3 separate regions of the Homo sapiens genome follow, and all the other regions are linked to region 2. The links are chromatin loops, found by intact Hi-C in ENCODE. Cell type or tissue: ascending aorta. All regions are shown on one strand.

Region 1 (8,000 bases), 930 kb before region 2:
GTGAGCCTTCATCTCAGAAAAAAAGAAGAAAACAGATTCAAAGTCACTAACTCCATACTATCTCAAATATACACTTGTAGGGCCTCCACTCTATTCTCCACAGGGATGCCAAAGTGACCTCCAAATCGCCTTGCTCCTCTGCTAACAATATTTTGGCTCTCTCTTCTGCTGTCAGATAAGGCTATACACTTCCCTTTTAGCTTAGCAAGGCTGGTCCTTCAAAATCTAGACCAGACACACCTTTGCAGGCTCATCTCGAGTCATTCCCACTGTTCCAGTAACACCTTATCACTAGCCTTACCCTAACACTTGACACCTCAGTGCACCCACACTTCCTTCTGTTTGACATGACTCCCTCTCCCCAGTTTGGCAAATTCCTATTCAGTGTTATTTTCCGTAAACTGCCCCCACACCCTCCACAAGTTTAATCATTCTCTATTGTGTTCTCCCACAGCACTCTGTGCACCTATGAAGCCTATACACTATGAGAAGGCAAAATCGGAGTATTATTTGTCTTTGAATTCTCAGTGTTAAAACACTATGGCCAGTACATACCTTAACGTGTAACTGAAGTTACCAAGAAAATATAAATGGATGAAGGAGAGGTGAAGGACAGAGAAGAGCGAAGTGGAGACAGCCTAAATGAGTCCTCATCTTGGATCAAATAACCCCCCACCTCGCTAATTACTTATTCAAGTACCAAAATACAGTACATTCCATTATACTCTAATGTACCCCAGCTATGCATACAGTATATGTTTACAGTTTACTCAGCATTTTTTTTTTTTTTTTGAGATGGAGTTTCACTCTTTTTGCCCAGGCTGGAGTGCAATGGCGTGCTCTCGGCTCACTGCAGGCTCTGCCTCCCAGGTTCAAGCGATTCTCCTGCCTCAGTCTCCCGAGTAGCTGGGATTACAGGCATGTGCCACTGCGCCTGGCTAATTTTGTATTTTTAGTAGAGACAGGGTTTCTCCATCTTGGTCAGGCTGGTCTCGAACTCCTAACCTCAAGTGATCCGCCCGCCTCGGCCTCCCAAAGTGCTGGGATTAAAGGCATGAGCCACCGCGCCCAGTCTCAGCAATTCTTAATTTCACATACACAGCGTTTTATTAATCACACTTTTGTTATAAAATGACTGTATGAGTAATGGGTATAAAGATATCTACATATCCAAGTCTTTGGTTTTCCCAGTAAAACATACATTTTTAGCTGAGCCTATTAGGACTTTTCCAAAGTAATAAATGCTTTCAAGCAGAGCTTCCCAAGCCAGTGGACCTTGCATATGGGAATGGGTTCTAAAGGTGCTGAACATACTGATCCCTCACCCCTAACGGCCCAAAGAATACAGCTGTGAGCTGCCTTAACCATTTATTCCAATATGTCTTACATATATTATCCTTTTCTGTTGCACTATGAAAAAGGTTTATCATTTAAAGAATATAAGAAGGCAAATATAGGTACTGGAATGTCTAAGCATTCACCAAAATGCATACTTTTTTTTTTTTTTTTTGAGACGGAGTTTCACTCGTTGCCCAGGGTGAAGTGCAGTGGCGTGATCCTGGCTCACTGCAATCTCTGCCTCCCAGGTTCAAGCCATTCTCCCACCTCAGCCTACTGAATAGCTGGGATTACAGGCATGCGCCACCACACCTGGCTAATTTTGTATTTTTAGTAGAGACAGGGTTTCATCATATTGGCCAGGCTTGCCTCGAACTCCTGACCTCAGGTGATCCACCCATCTCGGCCTCCGAAAGTGCTGGGATTACAGGCGTGAGTCACCGCGCCTGGCATAAAATGCATACTTTTAAACTACATGTACAGTGGGCAAATTCCTACAACGCCTTTACACATTTGTAGTTAGGACCAAGTTCTATAAACCAACCTTATGTCTGCTCAAAAGTTTGAAATTTCCCAATAATTGTAGTTTTACTTTGCCAACAACATTTAAGCAACCTGAAAATACCTACAAATTGAACAGGCATTCAAGAGGAGCCGCTTGGGCTGCATCACCACTATCAAGACACTATGGAAATTACCTAATGATTGACTTTCAGAGAAAATCTTCAGTCTCACAAGAAAATCTGTCTTTCGTCACCGTTTTTATAAAGTGATCAAGACAAGGTCTCACTACGTTGTGACAGTTATCACAGACTTTATATATGTTACTTTATATTTTTCTGAGACAGGGTTTTGCTGGTCTCAAACACCTGGGCTCAAGCCATCCTCCTTCCTCAACCTCCCAAAGCGCTGGGATTACACGGTGAGCCACCATGCCTGGCAATTGCATCATCTTTTTTGATCATTTCGTTCAGCATCTCGTTCATCGACTGAGAAGTGACCTGAAATAACTTCCAACCATTAACATACCCTCCCTCCTCCCAAAAGAACAAACCTCTAGCGATTAGGTCGCACACTCATGCGCTCTCACACGCACACAAACCCGGTCCTTTCCCTCCTCATTACAGTACCATGGGCAAGTCACCTCCACCTAGAAAGGTCTGTCTTCTCATTAGCAGCTGTTCATGTATTTTGTTTAAAGCAAAACACCTGGAGTAGATCACAGATCTAAAGATATTAAGCAATTTTTATTCTAAATTTTACTCTAAAAGTCATCACATTCTAAACACTGTGATGGCCAGGCATGTTGGCTCATGCCTGTAATTGCAGCACTTTGGGAGGCCAAGGAAGGAAGATCGCTTGAGCCCTGGAGTCGGAGACCAGCCTGGGCAACAGAGCAAGGCTCTACAAAAAATTAAAAAATTAGCCGTGGTGGTGTCTGCCGGTAGTCCCAGCTAGTCAGGAGGGTGAGGCAAAAGGATCGCTTGAACCCAGGAGGCGAAGGCTGCAGTGAGCCGAGAACTGTGCCACTGCACTCCAGCCTGGGTGACAGAGTGAGATCCTGTCTCAAAAACAATAAATAAATTAAATAAAGACTGTGATAAATGTCTTAACAGCAATTCCCCAAAAAAGCCTTTAAACCCTTTTGATCAATGGCCCACGTCCACTCCTACAGCCTACTAATCTGTTCTAGAGTAGTAAATTCTAGTATATTGTAAAAAATACAAAGTGCTACTACACACCATTTTATTTTTCAGTTATTCATATTCACTCTCTTCCTCTTCAAAGTTAAATTCCCAGATACAAGTAGGCAAGAAGATTCAGCACTAACAATGAGACAATCCACCTGGAAAACAGGTAAGTATGGGAACTCAAATTGAAGCAGATTATCTAAAACACATCAGCTTACACAGTAACAACAAATCCAAAGAGCTCGAGCGAGATGACCATTCACAACGCTGTCAATGGCAACAACAGTTAAAAACAGAAGGCCACAGGTGTTGGTTAGCAGGCTCTTCGGGGAAGGTGAAGGAGGTAAAGAATCAAAGGAAGTTTCCAAAGAAAATAGCGATTAGTGCTGAAAAACAAAAAGGAGGGATGCAATTTGGGTTACCAGAGAAAACTGCTTGTAGAAACCAGTACAATCTCCGAATCCTTCGCAATACTATAAAATAAGCATCCTCATTGCATGCCAAGTGCTTCTTTAACCTGTAATCCACCCCGTCCTCTCCCTCAAAATCTGCGTTAAACTGAATTTTAAAAACATTTTAGGGGAGGGGGTAAGCAGTTGGTTTCCCGCTTGACAGTAATTGTGGCCACGGAGCGCGAAGCTCCACACTCCACACAGCGCGCCACCCACAGAGGCGCTTCTCAAAAGTTGCCACCCATCTTGGCCACGAGTCCCGGGACACGGACTCGCCTCCTCCGACGACGGCAGCCGGGACCGGCCGGGATCCGGGAGCCCAGCGCCGACCCTCTCCCCTCTGCGCGCCGCCGCCGCCGCCGTCAATCAACGCCCCCCTCCCAGGGACTCGGCCCGGGGGCGCGGCCCGGGGCGGGGCGCGATCGCGGCGCGTCGAAGGGGCCCCCAACAGCCGCCAGCTTGCGGAGCAGCGGGACCGCCGCCCACGAAACGAAAGTTGCCCGCGACCGAGCCCGGCCGACGGGGGGCGGTCCGTGCGCGGCCGGAGAGAGGAGCGGCGCCCCGACCGGGCCTCCGGCCTGCCTCGCTCACCTCTCGGGGTGCGCCGCCTTCCTCCGCCGCTGCCGCCTCCTCCTCCCTGTGAGTGCAGCGGGGTCTGCCCTGTGGAACCACCATACCAGTCCCGCCCGCTGCTGCAGCGCCGCCACCGCCGCCGCTCCTCTGCCGCCTTAGTCGCTGCTCTTTGTTCCCCCTCCGAGAGCCACTGCTTCGGCTGCCCGCCTCAGCCGCCCCGACGGGCCGCCACTACGCCCTCCCGCCCTCTCGGCCCCCGGCCTCGCCCTCCTCGCTGCGCCCGCCGCTGCCTTCGCCTCCGCGCCGCCGTCGCCGCCGCCACCGACGCCGCCGCCTCCTCCTCCGCGCCCCCCTCGTTTTCATTGAAAGCAAACAAGCATCATGGCGGCGGCCGCCGTCCCTCAGCCAGCGAGCGCCCGGACCGCCGCCGGCGCTCCAACATCCTGGCCGCTCATTGGGCGCCGTCGCCGGGCACAACCATCCGCCCTTCGGTGCGGGGGTCGCTCCCGGCACGCAGCTGCCCAGGCCCCGCCCCCTTACCCCCGCGCTGGAGAGCGGTGGACCGGCCCGGCGCGCTGCGGGCCCTGCCTCCCTGCCTGCCGCCCTCCATCCCTTCCTCTCCGTCCATCCTTCGTCTCCTTCTGTTCCCGCTCTCCTCGCTCCTTTCCTGCCTTGGCACTTCTGTTTTCTCCTCTCCTTAGCGCTCCTCCATTTTTCATCTACTTCTTTTTCCGCCCCAGGTTGTCCACTTTTTTTTTGTTTTTTGAGACGGTGTCTTGCTCTTTCACCCAGGCCAGAGTGCAGTGGGGCGATCTTGGCTCACTGCAAGCTCCGCCTCCCGGGTTCACACCATTCTCCTGCCTCAGCCTCCCGAGTAGCTGGGACTACAGGCGCCCGCCACCGCGCCCGGCTCATTTTTTGTATTTTTAGTAGAGACGGGGTTTCACCGTGTTAGCCAGGATGGTCTCCATCTCCTGACCTCGTGATCCGCCCACCTCCGCCTCCCAAAGTGCTGGGATGGCAGGCGTGAGCCACCGCGCCCGGCTGGGTTGTCCACTTTTATCTCCTCTTTTCCTTGATCGTCCTCCCCTTTTTTTCTCCTCTTCCTTTTCCTTAAGCCTTCGCCTGTCAATCACGTCGAAACACAGTATTTGACCGGAGCCAGTATCTTGATCTGCCTAAAGACAAGACATTCAATCGTGAACAGTCGAATATTATTCCTTCCTCAATTATACAAAGAAGAGTAAGTTAACATACCACTTCAGCCTATTAATGGTAATTCATTCCATTACATTAATGGACAGTTTTGGTGCTGGGGTCCTAGCCTGGGTAACGGACAGCAGCTGCTGTGCTCCAAGATCAAAAGGTGTTCAGGGCAAACTCTGGTGTTTGAAGGTCAGCAGAGAAATGACTGGGCTGATTCATGATGCTTACATCAAGAAATATTAGTTGACTGATGGTCAGGGCACAGAGATGAATCAGACCCCACCCAGCCCTGAGTAAGCTCACAGTCTAGGGGCAAGAATAACACCCAACAGACTTAATATTGGAGGTATATTGGTCGGGCGCGGTGGCTCACGCCTGTAATCCCAGCACTTTGGGAGGCCGAGGGGGGCAGATCACCTGAGGTCCGGAGTTGGAAAACAGCCTGACCAACATGGCGAAACTTCGTCCCTACTAAAAGTACAAAAAATTAGCCAGGTCTGGTGGCTTGCACCTGTAATCCCAGCTACTCGGGAGGCTGAGGCAGGCAGGAGAATCATTTGAACCTGGGAGGCGGAGGTTGTAGTAAGCGGAGATCGCACCATTGCACTCAGGCCTGGGCAGCAAGAGCGAAACCCTGTCTCAAAAAAAAAAAAAAAATTTGAGCTATATGTTGAAGGCGTGAAGGAAAAGGAAAGCTGCCTGCCCACCTATGTGGCAAACTAGGATAGGCTGCTAACTGCTTCCTGGAAAATCAACCCTGAAGAAATGAGAGTGAGACAGGTTCCAGGAACTAACAGTAGCAACAAACCGAGGCTTCTGCTTCAGTGAAGGCTGTTGAGAGCTGGGGATGTGGGAAATGGGTTGCTGTTGCCTGGGGTGGAGGAGACCTGGCTGGAAGGGCAAGGAAAGGATGAGGGACAAAAGCTGTTCAGAGGTGAAGATGATCCCCCTCTCCCCAGCACGGCCTTGGGATGGTCATCGCTTGGCACTGCCATGACATCAGGAGTGACAGCCCAGGCCTCTAGCGCCATAGGACACTGGGCAAAGACAGAGCAGTGCAGAAGTTTAGGAGTCAGGAAGAACACATGTAGACCAGTAAGCTGCCTGTGGCCATCCCTCCACAACCTCCTCCTGTACAGCAGGGAGTTGTGCGGCCCTGTGCTGTACAGAGTATCCCAGGCTGAGGGGCCAATGGGACAGACACCCTGCAGGGCCTCTCCTCCCTGTGTGAGTGCCCTGGCCGTCTGTGCTCCAGCCTGGGTGCCTTTTTGTAATTTGGCCAGAGGCAGCTACCTCAGCCCGGTGCGGGGACTCAACGCCTGTAATCCCAGCACTTTGGGAGGCCGAGGCGGGCAGATGACTTGAGGCCAGGAGTTCGAGACCAGCCTGGCCAACATGGCAAAACCCCGTCTCTACTAAAAATACAAAAAAAAAAAAAAAAATTAGCTGGGTGCAGTGGCGGGCACCTGTAATCCCAGCTACTTAGGAGGCTGAGGCATGAGAATCGCTTGAATCCAGGAGGCAGAGGTTGCAGTGAGCTAAGGTTGCGCCATGGCACTCCAGCCTGGGCAACAGAGCAAGACTGTCTCAAAAAAAAAAAAAAAAAAACTCAAACAAAACAAAACAAAAAACAGAGGGAGCAATTCCCTTGTGACTGGCACGACTGTATGGAGGAGGGGAGGTCTTGTTGCACAAAATCTTGGTAGCATAAAGCAACAGTTTTACTGTATCTCATGATTCTGATGTTCACCCTTGGGGCCTCATGCCTATACCAAAGGTGGCAGCTGGGTGTTGAATGTCTGGCACCTCGCTGCCCCCTAACGAGGCCTCCCCCGCAGTGTCTCATCCTTCAGCCTTTGTGTGTGGCCCCTTTCCCCAGCAGGAGGTGATCCTGCACTTCCTACATGACAACCAGGGGCTCCAAGAGGAAAGCGAAGCTGCCAGGCCTTCTGAAGAAGGCCACTTCCTCAATATTCTATGAATTAAAGCAGGCACAAGCCCAAGCCAGATTCAAGAGGAGAGGACATAAGCTGTGGAGGAGCTGCGCGTGCATGCAGGGCGGGGTGGACTAATTGGAGCCCTCTGGGGAGACTTGCTGCCACCAGGAGGGTACGATAGTGGCTCTGCTGTGCATGCCCTTTTCTTTCTGCATATCCGAGGAGAACCCCGCAAAATACCTACTCACCCTTTCAGGCCAGATCAAAGTGCCCCTCATGTTAGGCCAGACCTCCCATTGCAAGTTATAAAACTCACAACTCAATATTTCTTTGCAAGAAGGAGGGAATTGAATTGAAAGAGGGAATGCTGAACCATTCAGGCATTGTAAGGTGGCATCAAGAATCGATCTCACCTCCCACCCTCCATCCTGTTCTCTCTGCAGGCCTCACAAGCGGGAAAGATGCCACCAACACCTGCAGGCTTAGATTCTACCAGCTTCTCCGCTTAGAGAAGGTGCTTCTTTCCTAATGATTCCAGCCAAAGACCCAGGGCAGGCTCTCACTGGCCTGGCCTGGGCCTTGTTTCTACTGCAGTCAGGCAGTACCAAAGCAGGACCAGTCTGGGATTGATACGTGCTAAGCGAGGACAGCATGAATTGGTGGCAGCCAGTGCCATCTTCCCCACCACATGGAGAGATGAGACACTGGTGAAGATGTGGAGTCTCAGAGCAAGGGCCTGACAACTTGTTTCAGTAGTTTTTTCCTTTAGCTCGTGACCTATACCAGAACCTATTCCAGGTATA
Region 2 (8,000 bases):
GGAGTTTGAGACTAGCCTGGCCAACATGGCAACACCCTGTCTCTACAAAAAATACAAAAATTAACTGGGTGTGGTGGCACGTGCCTGTAATCCCAGCTACTCAGGAGGCTGAGGCATGAGAATCGCTTGAACCTAGGAAGCGGAGGTTGCAGAGAGCTGAGATTGTGCCACTGCACTCCAGCCTGGGCAAGAGTGAGACTCCTTCTCAAAAAAAAAAAGGTCATGAAATAAACATTTGAAAGCTTGGCAGGTGCAAAAGGCTTTAAATATAAGCGATGTAGGCCGGGCAGGCAGAATTTGCATAGAGGGCTTAAATCTAATCTTGAGAAGAATGCACAGGGCTTGGCAGCAATGGAGTTTCATGGGATTTGGAGGGCTTCAAGGCATAACAGACCTGTGTCCTCTTCCTGCTCCATCACTCACCTGCCAAGGCACCTCGGGCAAGTTACTCAACCACTCTAAGTCTCAGTTCCCACACTTGTAGATGAGGACACTAACAGCTATCCTAGAGGATGGCTGTGGAGGATTAAATGAGATAAATGAGAAGGAATGTTCTCAGCACAATGCCTGTCATTGAGCAGGTCCTGAGGGCAGTGGCTATTATTATTATTATCTGAAAATGGAATAGGCAGGCTCCCTAGGAGAAGGGTCAAATAAACGCTCAACAGTCCAGTCCCGTCTGGGAAACTCTGCAGAGGGTTCTTTTGCATTGGCTCAAGGATCCCTAAGACCCTTTCTAGATGCCAAATTCCATGAAGATGACTTATTTGTGTTCTGGACTGTTTTTGATTTTGAGCCTAAGCATAGCGATCCCAAGGACAAATCCAGACATGGCAAATAATTCGTTAGTCCCACCCTAACAAATTACAAATGTCCTTGGGCCTGGAATCTACAATCTGGCCCAAAATGTATTATTCAGAAAACTGCCCACCTGTGTCTGAAGCAGTGATTCCAGGAGTGTACCAGTAGTTCCTTTTCCTCCTGTGAGTGCCCTTTGGTTGACAACACCTTTTCAACCTATTTGGCCTGTGTGGCAAGCAGGAATCACTGTCCCCATTTTAAAGAAAAGGAAACTGAGGCTCAGAGAGAGTCAAGTCTTGCTAGAGATCATGTGGATAATGAGCAGCAGAGCTCTTTCCAATTAGAAAGGGCTTCATCAGCAAGGAATTGAGAAATGAGTAAATATGAGGGAGTTTTTAAAATCATCAAATTGGCAGAACTACTTCTCACTCACTTTAATTCTGGAAGATTTCTGACACTAGTCGCTATATCTGATGCTTCTGGACAAAGTTTCTCCACCAGCTCCAAAGGACCAAAGAATGATTTATTTTGGCCAATAAAACTCTTCTTAACTAAAAGGAAAAACAAAAGTGTTATTCATAAGAACAGGTTGCAAAATTTCTTCAGGGACCCACAGCCTCTCCCCACAAAAGCCAAGTGGAAGTGAAAGCTGCTAAACTTCACTGCTTAATCCTTTTTTAAAAATCTTTTTTGAGATGGAGTCTTACTCTACTGCCCAGGCTAGAGTGCAGTGTGCAATCTCAGCTCACTACAACCTCTGCCTCCCGGGTTCAAGCAATTCTCTGCCTCAGCCTCCTGAGTAGCTGGGGTTACAGGTGCCCACAACGCCGGGCTAATTTTGTATTTTTAGTAGAGACGGGGTTTCACCATGTTGGCCAGGCTGGTCTTGAACTCCTGACCTTGTGATCTGCCCGCCTCGGCCTCCCAAAGTGCTGGGATAACAGGCGTGAGCCACAGCGCCCGGCCTGCTTAATCCTTCTTGATTTACTCTTGGGGACTGGGAGAGGCCATGTAATAAATTAGTCTCTCTTTCTCTGGCAACAGAGTTTCTCTGATATGCTTACTGTGCTCTTTCTGGAAGTATGTATTGCCCATAGAATAAAACAGGCGCCTCAGCCGGGCACAGTGGCTCACACCTGTAATCCCAGCACTTTGGGAGGCCGAGACGGGTGGATCACGAGGTCAGGAGATCGAGACCATCCTGGCTAACACGGTGAAACTCCGTCTCTACTAAAAATAAAAAAAAAATTAGCCGAGAGTGGTGGTGGGCGTCTGTAGTCCCAGCTACTCGGGAGGCTGAGGCAGGAGAATGGCGTGAACCTGGGAGGAGGAGCTTGCAGTGAGCCGAGATTGCACCACTGCACTCCAGCCTGGGGGACAGAGCGAGACTCTTCAAAAAAAAAAAAAAAAAAAAAAAAAGAAAGAAAAAAACAGTTGCCTTATAGGCTCATCTACTATGAAATTCTTCCCCCTTTTTTTCCTTGATGGCAAAATCAAGGATTTATTTTTTTTTGTTTTTTTCAGATCCTCATCATCTGTACTGCTGTAATTGGTCTTCCTGCTCCTAATACTGTCACCTCCCCACCATTACAATCTGTTCTCTACATAGCTAGAAATTCTTTTAAGAACTGAAGTTAGGACACATTTCTCCCTTTAGGATCTTCCAAAGACACTAAGAATAAAATGCAACTCCTCATCTGACCTTTAAGGACATATATGGTCCAGCCTCTCCCTACTCCCCTGACCTCATGTCCTCCCCTCCTCTCCCTCAGCACACTTAGCACACCTGTTACCTGGAGTCTTTCTCAAGCTGAGGAAGGTTGGTCCCACTCAGAACCTTTGCATCTGTTTTAATTAATTAATTAATTTATTTATTTATTTATTTTTGAGATGGAATCTCACCCTGTAGCCTTGGTTGGAGTGCAATGGTGCAATCTCAGCTCACTGCAACCTCCGCCTCCTGGGTTCAAGAGATTCTCCTGCCTCAGCCACTCGAGTAGCTGGGATTACAGGCATGCGCCACCACGCCCGGCTAATTTTTGTGTTGTTAGCAGAGGCAGGGTTTCACCATGTTGGCCAGGGTGGTCTCCAGCTCCTGAGCTCAAGCGATCCTTCCGTCTCGGCCTCCCAAGGTGCTGGGATTACAAGGCGTGAGCCACCGCGCCTGGCCTAATAAGGCTTTTAAATATTGAATATGTGTTGAATGATATTTTGGATATACGGGTTCCATGAAATATATTATTAACACTAATTTTAAAACATTTTAGCAAATTAGGTTAACTTTTTTTTCTTAATTTTTAAAAGTTTTATCCCCACAGAAAGGCATCTCATCTAACACTTTTTTTTCTTTTTTCTTTTTTTTTTTTTTTTTTGAGACGGAGTCTTGCTCTGTTGCCCAAGCTGGAGTGCAGTGGCGCGATCTCAGCTCACTGCAACCTCCGCCTCCCGGGATCACGCCATTCTCCTGCCTCAGCCTCCCGAGTAGCTGGGACTACAGGCGCCCGCTACCACGCCCAGCTAATTTTTTGTATTTTTTTTTTTTAGTAGAGACCGGGTTTCACCGTGTTAGCCAGGATGGTCTCGATATCCTGACCTCGTGATCCGCCCGCCTTGGCCTCCCAAAGTGCTGGGATTACAGGCGTGAGCCACCGCGCCCAGCCTCATCTAACGCTTTTAAAGTAACCTGGCTACCAGAAACTTTAAAATTGCCTATATAGCTTGCATGCTATTTCTATTGGCCAGCGCTGCTCTAGGACGTCGCTTCTGAATACAGGAACCTTGCCTGTTCTGTACACTGCTGGCATTTCAGCATCTAGAAGGATGTCTGGCGCTGATGAAAAAATGCTGAGCAAACACCCAGCCCGAACTTCCACGCTCCCAAACGCCCCCTCAGGCTCACCTTTCAGCCCATGTTTGAGGCAGTGCTCCATCACTACAAAGAACTGCTGCAAGGGGGCATGGTCCGCATCCAGGCTGCGGCCCAGGCTCAGAGCCGACTGGAGCAACACCTTGATGCTGAGTTTCATCATGTGCATCAGGTTGGCACGCTCCTCCATCATCTGGCACTTAGAAGCTGTGGGGCAGGAGCAGGGATAGCTTCGTTAGTGGACTGAGCGTGGGGAGGTCAGACTCCGGGCAACGGTGAGAAGACGGGTCAGGCAGGAGGCCAGGCGGTCTGCTTAGGGAACGGACGTGCTGGCGGGCGGGCAACCGGGATTCGCAGGTAAGTAGTCCCTGATCCCTAGAGGCCACAGCCCCCTACCTGGACGGCGGGGCCTTGGGTCAGAAGAGCCACTGGGCCTCCTGCTCCAGAGGCCTCTCCCAGACGGCTCCGCGCGTTGCTACGGCGACGGCTTTAGCAAGACTCGCCGCGTTTGGCTTCTCCCGCAACCCCGGTTCCATTTTTGACCAATGGAAGGGCGCTACCTACAGGAAGCCCTGCCCCAAGCTCTTAGAGGGCGTGCTGGGAAAGCGTCCCGCCCCCAAACATTCCTATTGGGCGAGTCCAGCTCAAGGCCTCTCCTACGGAGCTGGTGGGCGCCATTTTGCACCCTCTGTCCCGGACGGAGGAGGATGCGCACCCCGCCCAGAAGGCTTTTCCAGCCTTCTCTCTTGCCGGATAGTGCCAGCCGGGTGCCTGCAGGGAAGCATCTTCCCCTCAGCTCCAGGCTCAAATTCTTGTTGCCGATCTTTCGTCCGCTACTAGTGGACAATTTTAGGTTTTACGCACACTTTGTTTTTTGGTAAGGAAAACCGTTGGAGTCAAATGAATTCAGAGAGTTCCATTTCAACTCCCATTATCTTGTCGCATTGCCTTGAGGGTGTAATAAAGACTGTGTGCAATTATCATCAGATATCTATACGTGCTGGCCAAATGCTCTCTGAAACCCAGTAAGCTGGTATCCTAGAAACTAAAAGTTTAGATCCCAAAGTAAGAGTCCTGGCAGGAAAGTCCCAGGTGCGAAGCGCGGCCCTCACCCGGGCGCGCGCGCGCGTTTACATTGTCTTGGAAATATTTGCCAATTGGAATGGGGGCGGGGGATCGTATTGTTTTTGGTTTGCAGCTGTCCAATTACTACTGAGGTTAAATAACTTCTGTTTATTCTCTGCTAGTATTTCTTCTGTGAATTGCTTGCTCAATTGACTTTCGTGTTGAATTGCTTGCCTTTGTCTTACTGACCTGTATATTTTGGATACTAATCCTTTACCTGTTTTATTTCACCAGCATTGATTAATATGGACAATTAAAGAGCATATTTATACGTACTATATTTTTATATAGTTAATTACAGTTAAATCTGAACGATAATATTATGGCCGTGAACTTGTAGTAAAGGTCTTAAATAAATACTGAGACATCCTGGGACTAAAAATTCAAAATTATCTCAGCAAAACCCAAGAAGGTAGGGGGAGAGCTGCTGGGCAAGAAGAAACAGCCTAAGCATTTCACCTTGGTTGTGGAGAGGGTTAAAAGTGGCTTAAGTAAAGCATTTCGTTGGGGGTGGTATAATTTTTTTTTTTTTTTGAGATGTTGTTTCACTCTTGTTGCCCAAGCTGGAGTGCAATGGCGCCATCTCGGCTCACTGCAACCTTCGCCTCCTGAGCTCAAGCAATTCTCTTGTTTCAGACTCCCGAGTAGCTGGGATTACAGGCATGCGCCACCACGCCTGGCTAATTTTGTATTTTTAGTAGAGACGGGGTTTCTCCATTTTGGTCAGGCTGGTCTCGAACTTCCAACCTCAGGTGATCCGCCCGCCTTGGCATCCCAAAGTGCTAGGATTACAGGCGTGAGCCACCATGTCTGGCCAGTATAATTATTTTTATATTTCGAGAGAAGCCTATGTATTATATTTATAAATTTTAAAACTGTAATGGATGATTGGCAAAGGAAATAAAACTTGTAAAACTTCATCAAGAGAAGGGAGAAACTCTGAAGACAGCAATAACCATAAAAGCAATTTGTAAAGATTTATCTTTAAAGAAGACACCAAGCCCAGTTCTATCATCTAGTGGTCTTGAAATTGGAATACATATACAGCAGTCTTGCCAAAGCTAGGTATGCCCAGATGTTTTAAGGAACTCAATTTCCAGATTTTCAAGTTTCACAGGCACTCTTTCTCCTCCCTCTAAAGAAGGGCAACTCACTCCATAACCTGTCTTCCTCTTGATACGGTGACCTGGGGTGCCCTAGGTTCCATACACCAAATGGAGGTGGTGTCGCCCTTGATGATTAAGTAATCAAAAACATGAAGACCAGCCTTTTACTGCTTTATGGTATTCAGTTAAGCTTGGTCTTGGGGCAGAGGGGTGGTCTCTAACCCTCTGCTTGGGTGTCCTAAATTTAGAAAATTAAATTTTTCTCCCTACAAATCTATGTAATTATGTTCAACCAGTCAATATTCACAACCCTAAGATGTGCCATTAGCTTGATGGCCATTTTCCGTAAATTAAATGAGCCCAAACTGCAGCTAAGTATTTGATGAAAATGGATTTGAAATACATGATAAACTAAAAGTATTTTTGTCAAAAAGTACTGTATTGGCAAAGGTGAATGAAATAAGCAATACTCAGATGTCTCCAACCATTCTGAGTATTCTGGGTTAAACAAAGTGCCTAAGTGAAAGAATAAGAAGTGAAATTATCCCTTGATAAGTCTTTTTTTCTTTTGAGATGGAGTTTTGCTCTTGTTGTCCAGGCTGGAGTGCAATGGCACGATCTTGGCTCACTGCAACCTCCGCCTCCTGGGTTCAAGAGATTCTCCTGCCTCAGCCTCCCCAGTAGCTGGGATTACAGGTGCCCGCCACCATGCCCAGGTAATTTTTTGTATTTTTAGTAGAGACGGGGTTTTACTATGTTGGCCAGGCTGGTCTCGAACTCCTGACCTCAGGCCATCCACCTGCCTCAGCCTCTCAAAGTGCTGGGATTACAGGCATGAGCCACCGTGCCTGGCTCACACTTGATAAGTCTTGGTAAAACTTTTGTTTTGGTAACTCCCAACAGTTGAGAAATTTTCTTAATATGATTAGGTTGCAGGTCAGGTAATTTTCAATTATTTGCTTTGAATGAAAATAAGGGAACAAAAAATAATTTTTGGCTTTAGATCAGTGTGATTTGGGGCATATAACTTGGAAAGAGTTCAAAGATGACCAACATTACTAAAACAAACAAACAAAAAACAGGACTAAAACTGATGCTGAATTCTATCACGCTTTAGCAGTAAATCATATATATTCATCTACAGATATATGCTAATGACAAAAACCAACACCATTCATCTCATTTAGAGATGCAATTCATTGGCTGGGCGTGGTGGCTCACGCCTGTAATCCCAGCACTTTGGGAGGCTGAGGCAGGCAGATCACCTGAGGTCAGGAGTTCGAGATCAGCCTGGCCAACATGGTAAAACCCGTCTCTACTAAAAATACAAAACTTAGCTGGGCGTGCTGGCGTGCACCTGTAGTCCCAGCTACTGGGGAGGCTGAGGTGGGAGGATCACTTGAACTCGGGAGGCGGAGGTTGCAGTGAGCCGAGATTGCGCCACTGCATTCCAGGCTGGGCAACAGAGTGAGACCCTTCTCAAAAAAAAAAAACGCAATTCAAGAAAAATTTATGTATAATTCTTTATAAAAATTATATTTATGTTCCTGTTACCAATGTAGCATTACTAATAAACTTAATGATAATTCACTCCAGAAGAAAAATTTTTATACACTTAGAGCTTCAGTCACAATAAAAATTTATTAAACTTTAACTTATTTACATACTTTTTGCTGAGACTTATAAGATGACCAATAACACTTTTAAAAACATACAAATCTATTACATTAATTCTATGGCAGAAGTGGAATGGAAATCCAAGTTCAATGAATAAAAGGGAAAATGTAAAATTTTCAAATATTAAATAACTTGCTATTTTAAAGATGGATGGTGGTAATTATCAATTCATTAAGGTATTTACATACCACTTGATACATTTCAAAAAACAATGTAACAGTTTTATTTTAAAAAGTCAATATTTACACTATGCCAGAAAATGAATTCTGAGCAACTTTAAAATATGATGAATAATCTTATACGTTAACTTTAAAAGTTAAGTTTTCGGCTGGGAGCAGTGTCTCATGCCTGTAATCCCAGCACTTTGGGAGGCCGAGGTGGGCAGATCACTTGAGGTGAGCAGGTCACTTGAGGTCAGGAGTTTG
Region 3 (8,000 bases), 260 kb before region 2:
CGTCACTCCCTCCCCTCGCCGGCGCTCGCCCGGCTCCTCCAGGGCATTATCTGAACCCACCACCTGGCGCAGCAAGGTGTCAGTGTAACCCGAGTGCCCGCCTGACCACCCAGTGCCCGCGGAGAGCCAGAGCGTTCGCCCCGGCGCGTCCTTGCCAAAATCCCCAACAGCGCGGGGGGTGGAGCGGGGCGTCTGACGCCCCCAGGCTCGAGCCCCCGGCCGGCAGGGCTCCACCGCCCCAGGGGGCCGACGCTGAGCAGCGGGTCCCGGCCTTGGTCACCACTCCAGTCACCAGGCCGGCTCCCATGGCCGAACTGGGGACCCATGCAGGCCACCGCCATCCAGGGAGCAGCCAGCGCAGACCCCCTCACGGCCCGCCAGGCGTCGCCGAGAAGGGAGGGGGCAGCCACCCCGCGGCAGGAGGCCGTGTCCGGCCTGCGTCACCGCCCCCGCCGCTCCCCGGCCCGCTCACCGCGGTAGTGCGCCTGGAAGCCGCCAGGCCGCAGCGCGGGGAACAGGGCGGCCACCCGGCTCAGCAGCCGCTCGCAGGGTCCCGGACCCGCCGCAGCCTCGGCTTCCGCCTCAGGCTCGGGGCTGCAGCAGAAGCTGAAGCGGCGAATCTCGCGCGCCGCGTCCTCCTTGCCCAGAAGGTAGGCCTTCACGGTGAGCGACGCCATAGCGAGCGGCGAGCTGGCGGAAAACGGGCCGTCCCGGTCGCAGCCGCCGCGCGGCTTTTGTAGCGAACGCGGAGGCCCCGCCCCGCCTCGAGAGGGGCGGAGTCTCTCGCGCCCTCCCCGCCCCCGCCACCGTCGTCGCGGCGCGAGAGCCGCCCTGCAGAGGCCCCTTCACTACTCTCCCCTTCCCCGCTACCCCTCGCTCCAGGTCTCCCGGCCCCCTCATTGCTGACCCCTCTCTTCATTGCCCCGGTGCACCAAGGACCCCAGGAAACCGGCCCTGGCACTCATACAGGCCTGGGCTCCAGCCTCTGCACCTGGGATCAGGGTACTGGCGGGGGTCCAGCCCCTCGCCCCTCCCAGGCTTGGGCCTGGCCATGACTCAGCAATATCCTCAGTTGGGGGTACCCAGTGCAGGGAGAGGGGGACACAGCCCCCATATCAGGAGGCTGCTAGGTCGCCCAGTGGGCACTGCTGGCCAGAACAAGCTGGCTCTCAGGTTGCTGTTCCGACCCTGCCATGGTCAGCCTGCCGCGGTGGCAGCCCTCTTACAGCGCATGGCATCCTCGGTGATGGGCAGCGCATAGCATACTCGGTGACGGACCCCGACTCTGGCCTGAGCACCAGAGAAGTTCCCAGTTTAGTAGGAGTGGAGTTGAGAGGTGCTGGAGGACCAGCTAAGGTCTCCTGAGTGTCAGTGGTCGCCAAGTGTTCACTGTGGTCCAAGTGACTCCTTATGGGCTCCTCAATTCAGCAGGTAATGCCCATGGCCCTGTGGGGGCTCAGGCCCGTTGGCCTTGTGGGCAGCCAAGGGGGTCAGCCAACAGCCTCCTCAGCTAGGAAGGAAGAAACACTGCTTTATGCCACCAGAGTAACCTGTCCGCCAGAACTGGGGCAAGGAGAGGGGCAGGACGAGTGGTCACCCTCTGGAGCCTCCCAGGCAAGGTCCTGTGAGTAGGAGGTCAGAACCTGCTGGGTCCAACTCATGCCATTTCAGCCCAGGGCTTGCAGGAGCTGGAGAAACCTCCCAGGGGAGGAAACCCAGAGGGAGGCAAGAGTGGCTGGATGGGGCCAGTCAGGTGCGAAGGTGATGTGTGGGTGTGCGCACAGCAGGGGCTGGTCCACAGGTGTGAATGATCCTTCCCGGAGGGCTCCGAAGTGGGCAAGGCTTCCACCCTGCCCAGAGCAGCCCTGTGGAGAGGGTTCAGGCCTCTCCCTGCATCCGGCGGTGGAGAGTGGAAAATGCCCCAGGGCCTGCTGGAGCCACTGCCTTGCAGACAGGGGCAGGGGACACAGAGGGGCGTGCTGGCAGAGGCTGTGGCCTACAGACAGGTGCTGGCCAAGCGTGACTCAGCAGCCCAGGCGCCTGAGAGCCACGTGGCCCCCGCCGAGGGCCGGCTTTCCTGCCCCAGCCCCCGGCTATGGCCCGGTCTGAGCAGGGTGAGGGACACAAGGAAGGCCTGTGGCTCTGGGAACATAGCTTTGAGGAAGCGCTCAAGGCGCCCCACTCACCCCCAAGAAGGAGCTCCTTTGCTTTCTCGCCATTTGGCCCGTTTGGGATCGCGGGAAGTTTCCGCGGGGGCTAGGGGCATGTGAAGAGACTGGGGGGGGGGCGGGGAGGGGAGAAGGAAGCACAGAAGAGGGAGTCTTTGGGAAGCTGGGGTGGACACCCGGCTCTGGCCCTTCCCCGCACGCCTTGCGGCCCCAGCGGCCGCCCTGCCCCCACGCGAGGCCGAGGCCTCCCGGAGGTAAACAAGGCGCGGCGGGAACCCCCTGGCAGGGCCCTCTCCTCCCGCCGCGGAGGTCAGGTGGTCTGGCCGGCAGTGAGTCAGCGTCCCATGACCGCTGTCGTAATAGGGGGATCCCCGGCCCCTGCTGCCACCCATCTCAGTGACCTCTTACCTGGAGGCTGGGCTGGGGAGTGGCTCCGGGGTCACCGTGAGTCCCCTGAGCAGGAAGAGCGTGCAGCGGCTGGAGCCAGACAGACACTCTCCCCCTTCTCGCCTCTGACTCCTTCCCCTTTCCCGATGCAGTCCCACCCCGCAGGCTCCCCGCGTCCACTGGCCCCTTCCCACCCTCCAGGGCCCGGCGTGCATGCCCAGGGAAGGCTCGGCACCTGAGCCGCGAGACCCACTATGGACCAGCCTCTCATTTCCTCATCTTTCAAATGGGGCTGAAGTGGAAGGATTTGGGCTGCCCTCCCAGGCGATGCCCCGTGGGTGTGCGAGTTGTTTAGCTGCTTTTGGGGCTGTAAGCTGGGGGGTCAGGGCAGGACAGAGACTGCAGGGGGGCTGAGGTGGAAGAGTGGGGAGGGCAGGAGAGGCCTGAGCCAAGCGCCCAGTGGTCCCAGGAGACCAGCCGGGGCAGCCACAGGGGTGGTCTGGTTCTGTCTGTTGCTGCCCAGCATGTTGTAACCACCTCCTCAGTTCCCCCTTCCCCCCTCCCAAATAATCCTATGCCTTGGCAGTGGTGTTCCCAGGTTCGCTTCTTTTCTTTGGGGCGTGGAGTCAAGTGTCCGCGTGGGTGCTGGGGCAGCCAGAGACAAGGCCACTGAGGGATTCAGGCCGCACTGCTCTGGGCCATCTTTAGGGAGATTGACAATCACAGGGGACACAGGGGATGAGTTCCTCTACAGAGGTCCTGGTCTGTGCGGGGGCCTCCAGGCCTTCTGCGCTGCAGCCACTCCCTTCCACTCACATGGGAGGGCCACAGCCCTCCCTTGCCATCTTCCTAATCATGCCAGCTCATTCTACCTGGTGACTTTTCCCTGGCTCTCCCTCTGGTCCAAAACCCTTTCCACTCCTGCCCTACATGGCAACTTCCCACCCTAAATGTCTCCTCCTCAGCGGGGCCTTCCTTGACCACTCCCTAGGAAAAATCCCCAGGCACTGGACATCACTTTTTTTTTTTTTTTTTTTTTTTTTTTTGAGACAGTCTCTCTCTGTCACCCAGGCTGAAGTGCAGTGGCACGATCTCAGCTCACTGCAACCTCTGCCTCCCAGGTTCAAGCAATTCTCCTGCTCCTGCCTCAGCCTCCCAAGTAGCTGGGACTACAGGTGCCTGCCACCAAGCCTTGCTAATTTTTGTATTTTTAGTAGAGATGGGTTTCACTATGTTGGCCAGGATGGTCTTGAACTCCTGACTTCAGGTGATCCGCCCACCTCGGCCTCCCAAAGTGCTGGGACTGCAGGCGTGAGCCACCCGCCCGGCCAGGCATCACCCCCTTTTAGCCCTTTCAGACAAGCCCAAAGCCCAGGCAAGAGGCACGGGGGCCATGGGAGGGGCACGCCCACAAGGGGTTTGCAAAGATCTTTCTAAAAGAAAAGGAGTTCAAGTCATGGACAGACATGGTTAGAGAATTCAGTGATGCCAAGTTGTCAGGCCTGAGAGCCCCAGGGACCCTCTCCTACTGGAAGGCCAGAGCTGCAGAAAGAGGTCCCCTGGGCTGGGCGAATTTCTCCAAATAAATTCAAACATGGCCTGCCTCGGGACGGGGGCGAGACCCTGGGCCCTCAGGGGCACTGAGGGGTCGTCCATGCCGGGGGACATGGCCACTTGGGGGCGGCCCTCGTCAACCGCGGAGTGGGGAAAAGGGGGGAGGGATGGAGGACGAACGCCCGGCGGTGTCTAAAGGCACGACGCGGAGCAGGAACCACAGCCCTGGTCCCCAGAAAGCGCGCGCGGCCCGGGGCAGAACCTGCCGAAGTTCCAGCTCGGGGCGCAAGGGATGTGGGGGTCACTGGAAGACGGGGCGCGGGCCGCCCGTGGGGAGGAGACTGGACCCGAACCCGGCCCACCCCACCCGAGCGGCGACGCCAGCGCTGACCCCAGGCGTGTCCCGGCCCCCGGCGCGGCTCCGGCCCAACCGTGCACGCCCGCGGAAGGCCTCGCACCCGCGTCAGAAGTGGCCTGCCCGGGGCCACCGGCCCGCAAGTCCCCGGTGTTCTCGAGGTCCCTGCCCCGTCCCGCGCGGCTGTAGCCGGCGGGAGGGGCTGAGAGGCGGGTCGCGCTGGGACCTAAGGCGCCGCCCCCTCGCCAGCCTCTCCCTCCCTCCGTCACCGGGTGGCCGGAGACCCGGGGGCACTGCTGGGGTACCCCAAAGCATAGGGCCAGCCTGAGTGCGCAAGGTCCTGAAAAGACGGGGGGGCGGCGACAAGGAGTAGGGAGGGGGGCTGGAGGAAGACGGCAAAGTGACCCCGGAAGGGTCCAGGCGCCCCAAGCCCATCGAAGACGGGAGGCTCTCAGTGGCGCCTGGGGGGACTGTGGGAAAAGCAGCTCAAGAAGGGGAATCTGGAGCGAGGTGGGGGAGAGGTCGGCATGGCCTTCTCTAGGAGCGCCAGCGCCAGACAGAGCGGTGACAGGCCGCACCGGGAGTACCCCGTCTATACTGAACGGGTCAGGAGTGTGGGATCCCGTGGAGGGGCTGCCCTTGCAGCAGGAGCGATGGCCCTCTCGCTCCCCTCCACCTGCTGCCATCGAAAACCTTCTGGAAGAGGCCAGGCGCGGTGGCTCACACCTGTAGTCCCAGCACTGGGAGGCCGAGGTGGGCGGATCACGAGGTCAGGAGTTCGAGACCAGCCTGGCCAACAGAGTGAAACCCCATCTGTACTAAAAATTAAAAAAATTAGTTGGGCGTGGCGGCAGGTGCCTGTAGTCCCAGCTAGTCGGGAGGCTGAGGCAAGAGAATTGCTTGAGCCTCGGAGGCGGAGGTTGCAGTGAGCTGACATGGCGCCACTGCACTCCAATCTTGGTGCCTCAACAAAACAAAACAAAACAAAGAAAACCTTCTGGAAGAATTATCCTCCTTTGAGGATCTAACCCTTCTTGCTCCCAATGCTTCCCAGCAGGGCCCGCACCCCAGGACGGGTACTTACCGCAGTCCCCCACCTCCAGCTCTGCACACTCGCAGCCCAGTGCCCGCTCTTCCCCCTCAGCCTCCCGACGAGACTCAGCTCTTCGACCTCCCTGCGAGTCCCTGTGCACCCACTTTGTTCTGTGCCTGTCCCTGCCCTGACTATGTGGGCTCAGGTAGTTTTGTGGGGTGTGTGGATGTTGCGTGGGAGTGTATGTGTGCCCCGTGTGTCCCATGTGTTATAACCCTGATGCTCTGGAGCAGAAGGCGTGGGGTCATCTGTGGATAAAGGCTGGTATTGAAGCAGGGTCCCCCACCTGTGTTAGGCCACCACATACTCTTGCGTAAAAGTAGGGTGAGGTAAACCCCATGGCCAAAGCTTGGCCAACCAGAGCACTGTAGCACCCTGGTCAGGGATGGACATGTGACCCACGCTGGCGGACGAAATGCACACTGGGGTCATCTGGAAGCAGGAGCCTTGGGGAGGGGGGAATCCTGAGCAGATCAAAGCTTGATCTCAGTATCTGACCCCTGGATCCAGGCTGGCCTAATGCTGGGTTATAAAACGGCTTAAGCCAGTTGATTGTGGTTTTCGTCAATTGTATCCAAGAGTAGTGACCCATGACGTATACCCCATGCCTGCTCCAGGTTTTCTTTTCTTTTTTTTTTTCGAGACAGAGTCTTGCTCTGTTGCCCAGGCTGGGGTACAGTGGCTTGATCTCTGCTCACTGCAACCTCCACCTCTCGGATTCAAGCAATTCTTGTGCCTCAGCCTCCCAAGTAGCTGGGATTACAGGCGCCCACCACCATATCTGGCTAATTTTTGTATTTTTAGTAGAGACGGGGTTTCACCATGTTGGCCAGGCTGGTCTTGAACTCTTGGCCTCAAGTGATCCACCCACCTCAGCCTCCCAAAGTACTGGGATTACAGGCGTGAGCCACCACACCCGACCTGCTCTAGGGTTCCTGATGGCAGTGATGGTCACAATACAGGCCAGAAACAGTCACAATACAAGCCAGAAACCTGGGAGTCAGCTATGACCATATGCTCCCCCTCAAGCCACCAGCAGTTCCTGTTGATTGTACTTTCTGGCAATAGCAACAGTAATAATACACACGTAGCACATCTTTTATGCTAGGAAACATTCTAAATATTTTAATTTTTAGAGACAAGGTCTCACTTTGGTCCCCAGTCTGGAGTGCCGTGGTATGATCATGGATCACGGCAACCATGATCTTCTTGGGCTCAAGCGATCCTCCCGCCTCGGCCTCCTAAAGTGCTGGGATTAGAGGCGTGAGCCACCTCACCCAGCTTGAATATTTTTCTGCATTTAACTCACCTGTTCCCTTGAGGTGAGACCATGTGATTAATTCTGGCCAAGGACCTGAGCCAGAAGAGCCATATATCACCTATACGCCAAGCATTTATTTATTTGCCAGTGCTAAAGCTTCTAGAGCTCTCTTTCTCTTTGCCAAGAAAGCCTTTGATTTCCACATGGTTATGCCTGTAGCCAGGGCAGGAACTACAATGAGCAGAGACCCCAGGGGACCCTTGAAGGGTATACAGCTTTGAGTATACTTTTATTAGATCAGAGAAATTTGGGGTTGTTAGAGCAGCATAATCCAGCCTATCCTGACTGATTATCCCCACAGGCATAGAAGGGACTAAGTTGCTGTTAACCGACGGAAGCAGAATTGTGAACCCAGAAGGGCCATTCCCTAGGACATCTTGACCTCAGTGATGTACATTCTCCAAAGACTGTCCTGAATCTATCTACTTCTCCTAACTCCATTCCCTACCCCTCTGACCCTCCATTCCAGACTTTCTCCTGGATGGTTATGTCAGGGAGGAAAAGCTTTTCCTCTGCCCTCTTAGATTCAGCATCTGGGGCCTGCAAATTAAACTGACAAAAGACAAATTAGCAAGAGAAACGGAGTTGTATAGCTTTCTGTTTTTTGTTTGAGATGGAGTCAGTATTGCACAGGCTGGTCAGGAACTCTTATGGTCAGAGGATCCTCCCACCTCTGCCTCTCAAGTACCTGGGACTACAGGCTCACGCCACCACCCCGATAGACATTTTTATTCGTGTACTAGGAGGTTAGAATTGAGAGCTCGTAAACCAACAAAAGGTTGGGGGAAAGGGCACTTGGGGAAAACAAAGGACTTCTAGGAAAGATAATATGCTAGTTTTGTGACAGTGTCTGTTTGCCTGTGGTGCCATGTCTGGGGATGAGTCCCTTGTGCTCCCAGGGAGGGGGCTTATCTCTGTTTCCTCTTATTCTCTCCAGCCCCTTTCCATGCCTGCCCAAAAGGTTATATTTTATTTTATTTTGAGAAAAGGTCTCACTCTGTGGCCCAGGCTGAAGTGCAGTGGCAATTAGAGCTCACTGTAACCCAGGAGTCAAGTGATCCTCCCGCCTCACCCCCTGAGCAGCTAGGACTACAGGTACATGCCAACATGCCTGGCTTTTAT

The links. Hi-C counts contacts between places; a loop is a spot of excess contacts. Peaks named below come from ENCODE experiments on the same cell type or tissue, not always from the same donor. Only the 100,000 strongest peaks of a DNase experiment are listed, where the experiment ranks them.
Region 1: a loop joins it to region 2, with 4 times the contacts of the local background. A loop is called at or near these places in 2 of 110 quality-filtered maps.
Region 3: a loop joins it to region 2, with 3 times the contacts of the local background. A loop is called at or near these places in 7 of 110 quality-filtered maps.

Annotation. Positions count from the first base shown.
Region 1 is chr5:180,490,836-180,498,835 of GRCh38, reverse strand. It overlaps CNOT6 (CCR4-NOT transcription complex subunit 6), which reads right to left and starts at 4,457. Exons shown (of 12, transcript NM_001370472.1): 1 at 4,073-4,457. RefSeq lists silencers at 3,688-3,947, 3,978-4,077, 4,248-4,387, 4,518-4,717. In ascending aorta, no CTCF peak of the experiment used is centred here; DNase peaks (open chromatin) are centred at 3,745 and 4,505; H3K4me3 peaks cover 2,992 bases; H3K27ac peaks cover 1,442 bases.
Region 2 is chr5:179,555,899-179,563,898 of GRCh38, reverse strand. RUFY1 (RUN and FYVE domain containing 1) reads right to left here. Exons shown (of 18, transcript NM_025158.5): 2 at 3,701-3,874; 3 at 1,235-1,352. All of the region lies in intron 4 of LOC128966623 (a long non-coding RNA gene), which reads right to left. Among named protein-coding and RNA genes, the nearest start is that of RUFY1, 9.3 kb to the right of the region's middle. RefSeq lists an enhancer at 4,347-4,466. In ascending aorta, no CTCF peak of the experiment used is centred here; DNase peaks (open chromatin) are centred at 4,248 and 4,806; H3K4me3 peaks cover 1,814 bases; H3K27ac peaks cover 1,155 bases.
Region 3 is chr5:179,813,614-179,821,613 of GRCh38, reverse strand. It overlaps SQSTM1 (sequestosome 1), which reads right to left and starts at 709. Exons shown (of 8, transcript NM_003900.5): 1 at 473-709. The coding sequence starts at 677. RefSeq lists silencers at 95-274, 285-544, 655-904, 2,205-2,384, 4,303-4,372 and 1 more and enhancers at 498-1,207, 1,815-1,974, 2,375-2,674, 1,728-2,927, 2,630-3,339. In ascending aorta, a CTCF peak has its summit at 4,196 (motif pointing right); DNase peaks (open chromatin) are centred at 823, 2,063, 2,513, 3,891 and 2 weaker places; H3K4me3 peaks cover 4,647 bases; H3K27ac peaks cover 4,586 bases.